3 separate regions of the Homo sapiens genome follow, and all the other regions are linked to region 1. A link is a contact called in ENCODE Hi-C or POLR2A ChIA-PET data. All regions are on one chromosome and are shown on one strand. The core of a region is the stretch at or near the end of the contact, and the rest is flanking DNA. Distances in the headings are between cores, read along the strand shown. Region 1 has its middle 160 kb from the start of TNFSF18. Region 2 has its middle 30 kb from the start of TNFSF18. Region 3 overlaps LOC105371618 (a long non-coding RNA gene).

The links. A loop is a pair of places that touch in the nucleus more often than their neighbours do. ChIA-PET counts read pairs that join two places held with the same protein, here RNA polymerase II (POLR2A). Pooled maps may share reads with other maps.
Region 2: a loop to region 1 is called in a map with no recorded cell type, with 6 times the contacts of the local background. The contact joins two enhancer-like sites. A Hi-C loop is called at or near these places in 5 of 37 single-sample maps with no recorded cell type and 6 of 50 pooled maps. POLR2A ChIA-PET finds 5 or more read pairs at or near these places in 1 of 52 experiments (activated naive CD4-positive, alpha-beta T cell).
Region 3: a loop to region 1 is called in a map of PC-9, with 4 times the contacts of the local background. The contact joins two enhancer-like sites. A Hi-C loop is called at or near these places in 12 of 168 maps with a recorded cell type or tissue (B cell, CD4-positive, alpha-beta memory T cell, CD8-positive, alpha-beta T cell and 8 more), 27 of 37 single-sample maps with no recorded cell type and 18 of 50 pooled maps. POLR2A ChIA-PET finds 5 or more read pairs at or near these places in 18 of 52 experiments (AG04449, AG04450, BJ and 13 more).

Annotation. Positions count from the first base shown.
Region 1 is chr1:172,894,020-172,896,656 of GRCh38, forward strand. No RefSeq gene overlaps it. Among named protein-coding and RNA genes, the nearest start is that of TNFSF18, 160 kb to the right of the region's middle. Within about 2 kb of position 1,337, at least 7 of the 41 ENCODE cell types and tissues checked have a DNase peak (open chromatin) inside an H3K27ac peak, as active enhancers do; they include endothelial cell of umbilical vein and natural killer cell, where a contact is called at or near this core.
Region 2 is chr1:173,019,184-173,021,820 of GRCh38, forward strand. No RefSeq gene overlaps it. Among named protein-coding and RNA genes, the nearest start is that of TNFSF18, 30 kb to the right of the region's middle. Within about 2 kb of position 1,333, at least 4 of the 41 ENCODE cell types and tissues checked have a DNase peak (open chromatin) inside an H3K27ac peak, as active enhancers do.
Region 3 is chr1:172,824,861-172,827,497 of GRCh38, forward strand. It overlaps LOC105371618 (a long non-coding RNA gene), which reads right to left. Exons shown (of 3, transcript XR_007066734.1): 3 at 265-329. Among named protein-coding and RNA genes, the nearest start is that of FASLG, 170 kb to the left of the region's middle. Within about 2 kb of position 1,316, at least 9 of the 41 ENCODE cell types and tissues checked have a DNase peak (open chromatin) inside an H3K27ac peak, as active enhancers do; they include endothelial cell of umbilical vein and natural killer cell, where a contact is called at or near this core.

The sequences.
Region 1 (2,637 bases), core at 87-2,586:
ATGTGAGAAATAGTTTCCAAAAATAAATAAAAATACTAAAATATAAATTAACATTTACAAAGAACTGCAACCAAATGACCATTAAACAAATACTTTCTGAAGAAAAGATGTAAAATGAATCAAAACATAAAAATTATAAAACAGTCTTATGATCTTATGATATACATAAATTACCTTTATGTTTAAAAAATCAGTAACTGGAAAGTTGTTATTTTCTGCCAATTTGTGATTTTAACCAATTTGTTTTGGTTTGTAAAGAAAGGGGTGGAAGAATACATAGCAAACGGATAATACTGTCCACTTCAGGGAAAGGATCAGCAAGGGACACAATGTTTTATTCGCTTGTATTGGTTTTCAGCCAATTTATGATTTTAACCAATTTGAGCAATTCAGTTGGATGGAGAAATTTTAGCTGTAAAATCAATACGAGAAAGTTGTTCATTTTCCCCAATGCTGATACAAGATCAAAAGACTTTCACATGCATGATTTCCAAAATGACTCAGTGAAATATAGAAATAAGACCTTAGAGCTGATGATTGACTGGTAGAAGGGGGTTTTCATTCTCTTATCTGGTGTAGCATGCCTTTGGATGTCCCTGTGTTTTAGGGCAGTATAAACAGTATTAATACATGATGACTTGGCTGTTGAACAAAAAGGGCCTGAGATATGGGCAATTGTGTGGTGAGAGGTATTCTTCAAAGACAAGCTCTTCAAGATGATTTCCTGCAGAGAATCCTATCAAGCCTGAATGAACAATGCAAGGGGTGACTGTCTTACAAGCTTCAGCGCAAAACATTTTGGTACCACAGTCTGTGGGTTGTTCACCTGCAGGACAGTAGCAAGGTAAGTCATAATAAAGCACTCTAGTGAAAAAAGAAGTGTCCACACAAGCTGAAGAGCAGATATGGGGTGTGTCAACAACACTGTCATATGATATGTGTTCCAAATTTCTTTGGTGGAAACACAGATGCAAAGATATTAACCGAAAGAGAGAGAAAAAGAGAGAGAGCGCGAGAGAGCGCGAAAGCCAGCTGAAACATTTTTATAGATCATTATGATATTAATTCCCCAGACTCAATACCACCAAAACTAGAAAAGGAAACCTGATCAAATTCTTTGCAAATTCTGAGTCATGAAAAACTTGTGAATAGTACTGTACATTTCAGATTACTAAATTAGAGCTCATCGGAGGATTTATATGACTGGTTACTGGTGAAAAGATCAGAGAATGTCCTTTCATCCATCAGTACTAACTGAAAAGGGAGTCGATTTTTTATAAGCAAAGGCAACAGGCTGAGCCATGTGTATTTCCTGAGGTGTTGCTTTGACATTTGAAAGTGAAACTCGACACTAGAAGCTTAGATGCGTCCGGTGAAAAACAATCTGTGAGCTGTGAAACTGCAAAACAATTCTGTGGATCATTCAGTAAAGTCATTTCTTCCTTTGGTTTCCTTTAACAATAGTACTATGATATTGACAAACTTGCTCTATTTGGGTGTTTTCTTTCTATTTTCTATTCTTTTGAGTGTTAATGAATTAAGGTGTCCATGAAATTAAACTTTTGGTGATAGAAATATAATTATTATAACTTTTATATTTACTAAAACTCTCTGCTTAATAAAATTTATGAAGGTAATGTATGTTTGGTGTAAGTCAAACAAATACAAGTGAATAAAATATTGTCTCCCTTGCTGATCCTTTCCCTGAAGTGGACAATATTATCAGTTTGCTATGTATCCTTCCACACTTATATTTATGTCTATAAAATGTATGTGGATTAATTTGCAAAAATGGCGAAGCATTCTTCTCATCCCTGTAGCATCTCCTTTTTGTAGTGCAGCTTTACTGCTCCTCCCACCAAGGAGTGGAGTCTATTTCTTCACCTTTTGAACTTGGGCTTGGCAGGGATGAATTCCTTTATATCACTGGGACATGACAAACAAAAATGATGACAAATGTGACATTGGGACAACAAATATGATGAAAACCACTTGCCTTGGGGCTTGTCATAATCACCATGGGAATTCTATTGTATCCATAGTTATGCATACAGCCCTCTAAATCATGAAACACAGTAATGTGTTTAAAAAGATTTCTGAAGTCATTGGTTTGAAGGAATAGATCTTGTAACAAGTGTTGTGGGATCTTGGGATATATATGCAATAAAATCTCTGAAATCTTTAGCTATTCACCTGTAAATATATGCTTTATTTTTAAGAGGACAAGAATTGTTATATGAGTCATGTAAGAATATATGATCCCTTTCCTTTAAAGGCTTTTGAATATAGCTGAAAAGATGAAGGTATTACAACACTCGCTTTTCATGTTTTTATACTCTATTCTCCATTTCAGCCAGTGCTCCATTCCCACAAATTTCCAAGTTTCCCATGCTTGCTTCGTCTTCTCATCTTGTAGGGACCATATAGGAGAGTGATGTGATAAATTAATTTACACTAACATGACAGGATTTTATTGGTTATTCTTTTGATGTGTATAATTGCCTTTTAAAAGAAACCTGGAGAGAGACTAACTAGAGCTTAATTGAAAGGCATGAAGTGATAATGATGGAATTTTAGGCCATAAATATCTGAATGTTGAAAGTTTACACCCAATTTCTTCCACCTGTCAGCCTGCCC
Region 2 (2,637 bases), core at 83-2,582, 130 kb after region 1:
AGGATTTGAGCAATCCAGATTCCAATTCCTGCATTCCCTTAACCTCACTGTGTCTCAGCTTCCCCATTTGTAAATGAGAGATTAGGGATTAATTTTCTTTATTTAAAATATTTTCAACTCCATAGTTCTGATTTGAATCAGTCTGTCTATCCTAGCAGATGTAGCTTCTTGAGGAAGTCACAATATCTTAGAAATCTTCACATCATCTTTGGTGCCTACCTGTGCTTTGTACATAGAAAAACCTTAATAAATATATGTGCAGTGAAAAAAATTCATGAATGAATGAATAATTCCATATTTTCTTTATATAAAATACATCCAAATGTTTCATCATTATTTTTGTAGTTTAAGTAAAATATAACCTCCAATTCTGTATTTCTAGAGACAATATAATAAAAGGCAACTATTAATAGAACAAGTCATAGAGATTCAAGCTTTTCAACATTTATCTTTTCAAGCACCATGCAAACATACAAGATGCAAATTCATAGAGCGTGAAGAAACTAATTATATACTTGGTTGCTAGAAGGAACTCATTGAAGCTAAAAAAGAAACAAATTTAAGATAAACAGAGAAAAAGCTACCTAAAATAGCTAGTTGTAAACTGATAAAAATATTTTGAAAATCAGCATCTATCAAGCATTTTTTTTTTTTTTTTGAGACAGAGTCTCGCTCTGTTGCCCAGGCTGGAGTGCAGTGGTGTGATCTCGGCTCACTGCAAGCTCCGCCTCCTGGATTCATGCCATTCTCCTGCCTCAGCCTCCCAAGTAGCTGGGACTACAGGTGCCCGCCACCACGCCTGGCTAATTTTGTTTTTTTGTATTTTTAGTAGAGACGGGATTTCACCGTGTTAGCCAAGATGGTCTCAATTTCCTGACCTGGTGATCCACCTGCCTCGGCCTCCCAAAGTGCTGGGATTACAGGGGTGAGCCACCGCACCCGGCCCTATTGAGCTCTTTCTATGTGCCAAACACTGAACTAAGTTTTTTCTGTGTATTATTTTACTTTAATCCTTAAACTACTCTGTACAGTAGAATTAATTATCCTCCCTTGACACATAAGAACACCTATCCCCAGAGAAGGCACACAAATTGCTCAAGCTCACACAAAATATAAATAGCAGAGTCAAGATTTAAACAAGCCTGTCTACATCTAAGCCCATTCTCCTAACGACAGCACACAATTGCCTCCCCAGAGGTGATATAGCCTAGAAAATAACAGATTGTTTTAAATGTCTTAAAAAGACAAGTTATAGAATTAAAAATAGTTAAGTAGCTCATTTTATTGAAAGAAAAATGACCCATTTATACTAAATCAAGGAAAAAGGGTGGTTTGTTAAAAGGATTTACAAGGCCTGAAACAGGAACTGAAATTATGTCAGAAACTAAAGCAGCCCCGAGCGTTGACTGTTTTAAACTTTTTCTTTCGAAAAGCTACGTGGTCTCTTCCTCTCTCTCTCTCCTATTCATATGACAGCCCTTGCTTTCCCCTCACATCAGCTTTATTTTTCCAGCCTATCAACAATTCCATGGCATCATTTCACTTCTTCTTCACTGGAAAATGGTACGTTTTTTTCCTAAGTTCTAGATCAAATTACCAAGAAAAGTAATTAGATTTGTCCAGCTCATTTTGTTGCACAAGGACATGGATCACACTGTGTGTCTCCAGCACTCTGCTGGGAAGAGGATGCCCTGACCAAACATTAATACCTGGCTTTCCAGGCATATGCCTTTTTTCTCCCTTACCCCTGAGGTTACCTGCTCTCTACCACTCCACAATTCTTTTTTTTTTTCCTACAACCAAGTTTCTACAAAGAGTAGTGTAATTTTTTTGTCTCATCTTCCATTTCTCCTTATCTAGTAATTATACTTCCCATTTGTTCTTTAATCATTGATATCTGGATTATGCCCCCAGATGTCACAGAAAATGATCTTGTTTATGTTGTCAAAAATTATCTACCAGCAAAATCCAATTAGCAATGTTCAATCCTCTTAGTATTTGACTTCTTGGAGCCTCTAACATTGTTGACCACTCCTTTATTCTTAATCTCTCACTGTCTGTTTCTGTGGACCTATTATTTTCTTCCAGTTAATGTCATTTGTCCCTGGTTGCTCCTTTACAGGATTTCCTTCCTTTGCCTGTCTTCAAATGTTGGTGATCCCCACGTCTCAGTCATTTGCCCCATTTTCACTTTACCCACTCTCTATAGCGATTTTATCCTTGTCAGTGACTTCACCCAGAAGGCTGTTGACTTTTAAATATTCATCCCATCTCATGCAACTCCTCCTGAGTTCCAGCTGCATACTGGTAAAGCCCACTTGGATATTCTGCAAACATCTGAAACTATACCTTTATAAACCTAAACACATTATCTCATCCACACTAAATTTTCTCCAATTCCTCCTTGCATATTCCCCACCATAAAAACATCACCATCTTCCTCAATATGTCTAAGAAGGTTCTTCCTCTTCTTTATCCCTCACTTTCAATCAATCACTATACTGGTTAAGATTCTGATTACAATTAATAGAAACCAACTTAAGCTAAATGAGTGGAAAAAACGATCTGTCATAAAGGTACAATAATTCTTGCATAATCCAAGGACAAAAATGTACATGGGCCTTATGCATCAGAAAC
Region 3 (2,637 bases), core at 66-2,565, 69 kb before region 1:
GAAGACAGAATATATTTACTGTTTATTAAGTGGAACTAGATCATCATAAAGATCTTCATCTTCATTGTCTTCATGTTAAGTAGGCTGAGACCGAGGAGTTGATCTTGCTCAGGGGTGGCAGAGGTGGAAGAATATCTCTCTGTAAGTGGACCCACACAGTTCAAACCTGTATGGTTCAAGGATCAACTGTACTATTCAGAAGAAGTCCATTGCCTTGATTTGAAACATTTCAAAGCTTAGGTTATTCTAGTTTTGCTAATTTAGAGCACTTCCATTCACCAGAAGCATCTTTGGACCAGCAGATTAAAGATGCAGGGAGCAGCCAATGCCTTAAAGATTTTTAGAAATAATTAAAGACAGCATTAATGAACATATGGACAGTCTGGCTGAAGATGCCACCTTGCATAAAGGTGGCCCAAACCTTGTCAACTTTGCTCTGTTTTAACAGTTTTACATTTATTTAAAGTCTTAAGAGTTTGTGACACTTTTTGATTAAGTGTGATTAATATGAAGAGTGAAATAACTTCTGTAAATATAAGAAATCATTTTTTAACTCTTAGCTAATTCAATGGGATAAATAAAATAGTGAGCTTGATTTCTTTAACTTAAAGCAGTTATAAGGGATTAAAAGTGCCAAAAAATTTTTTAAAATACTATTGGGTTATGAACTCTTTTAGTGACTTTTATGTCTTTTTCCCTTGAAACCTTCACATTTTCTTTAATGACATCTGTTATTTTTATTATCACAAAAAAAGATAGAGAAAAGCAAAATGACAAAAGATATTATACAACTGGGTTTTATATCTTAAGATAATAAACACATTCTAATTATCACCTAAGGACTGATCCTCTGTAGGTATGCTTTCTATTTTACCAATCTGAACTTGCGGAAATTAAAACTTTTTTTGGAAATGGCTTAAATTTAAACAAAACATCATGTTAGCCTCAAGGCAGGATGTTGTTGTTAAAGATTAGTTTAGAAACACTGATCTCTGTGTATTGCTGCATTTCATCAATATTTTTTACTTAAGACAGTCTGACAGGGATGTTGTCCTTGGGTTTGAATGAACATGGAAAGATTTTGTATGTGTTTTTTGTTGTCTGCTTTATATATATATAATCACTCATAATGTATAAAATATTCATAACCAGTTAAAATATACGGAAATTTTGAAAAATTAGGCAAGTTATCTTTGCTCTCCTTATCTGCAAAATAAAGAGAGGGTTTCTAAAGTTCTTTGAGCTGTGGAATTCTCCTTCTCTGGGAACTCAACCCAGTAGCTAGCTCTAGGAGGAAGTTGAGAAAAATGCTATTCTCAAGAGTAGCCACATGGTGGTGGAATGATTCCTCACAAAAATGGTATTCAGCTTCCCTGAAAGCAAAATGATTACATCCCAAAATTGAGTTATTCAAGGATCTCAGGAGACATGTGACGAAAGAGAGGAGGCAGCTCTGCGTGCTTCTGGGTCCCAGTGAAAATAGAAACATAATGTTCCTGTACACAAAGTAGTTAGAACTCTACCAAAGGCAATTCATGCAACTTTATTTCCCTTCTGACCTCGTGTTTGAAAGATATTTTTGAGTATTAAACTGTATATTTGTAATGAAATAAAGACCCTCATTTACTGTGTGCCTCTGCAATCTGTATTCCTTTAGCCTCAGTCAGCTATTTCTTGGCCTTGCATCGCCTCTAGCTGTGCCCTAATTCTTCTCCTTTCGTTTTCAGCTAAGTAAACTGTATTCATGACTGTAATTCATTTACACTTCAACACATCACGGTTCGGAGCCTAGACTCACTTCTAAAGGTCACCAATGAACTTTGTATTGCGAAACCCAAGGATGCTTTCTCAGTCCGTATCTTACGCCCTATCTTAAAACCCTCTGGTTTAGTTTCTTGACTCCAATCTGTCCTGGCATTCCTCTTGCTTCTTTGAGTGATTTCTTTCTTGTCTTTTGGGGCTCTTCCTCTTCTGTGTGTCCAGTAACTACAATAACCCAGGTTTCTAACATTACCCCAAAGTCTCCATTTCTTTACATACTTTGCTTGAGGAATTTCATCCTTGTCATTGTTTCATTTATAACTGGAATGACAACTAATGTCAAACTTAATCTTTACCCTAGAACTCATATGTAATCTTTAGCTTGATATGTCCCAGAAGAATCTCAAACTCAACATACCTGGAACTGTCTTCATTGTTGTTCTCTGTTCACCAATGGTTCCTTTATTTCTAGCTTAATTACTGGCATAACCATCTTGTTGCCCAAACCAGAGATTAAATAATTATGTAAGACTTCTCATTGTCCTGGGCCTTCTACATCTAGGCAATCAGCAAGGTCTAATGGTTTTAGCTCATAACTATTTTTTAAATCTGTTTTCAGGCTCATCCCCAATAACGATTTCCTTACTTAGGTCCTTGTCCTCTCCTTGGAACATCGCAATCTGTAGTTTCCTTTCTCCTGACTTGCTTCCCTTAAATCTGGTCTCTACAACGTAAGGAGCATACTTTTTCTAAAAGCAAAACCCAATCATTTAACCTCCTTGTGTAAACATTTTTAATGGTTCTTCATCATTTACAGATTAGAGTACAAAGTTCTTAATATAGTTTACAAAACCCCAAATGCCTGGCTTAGTCTCT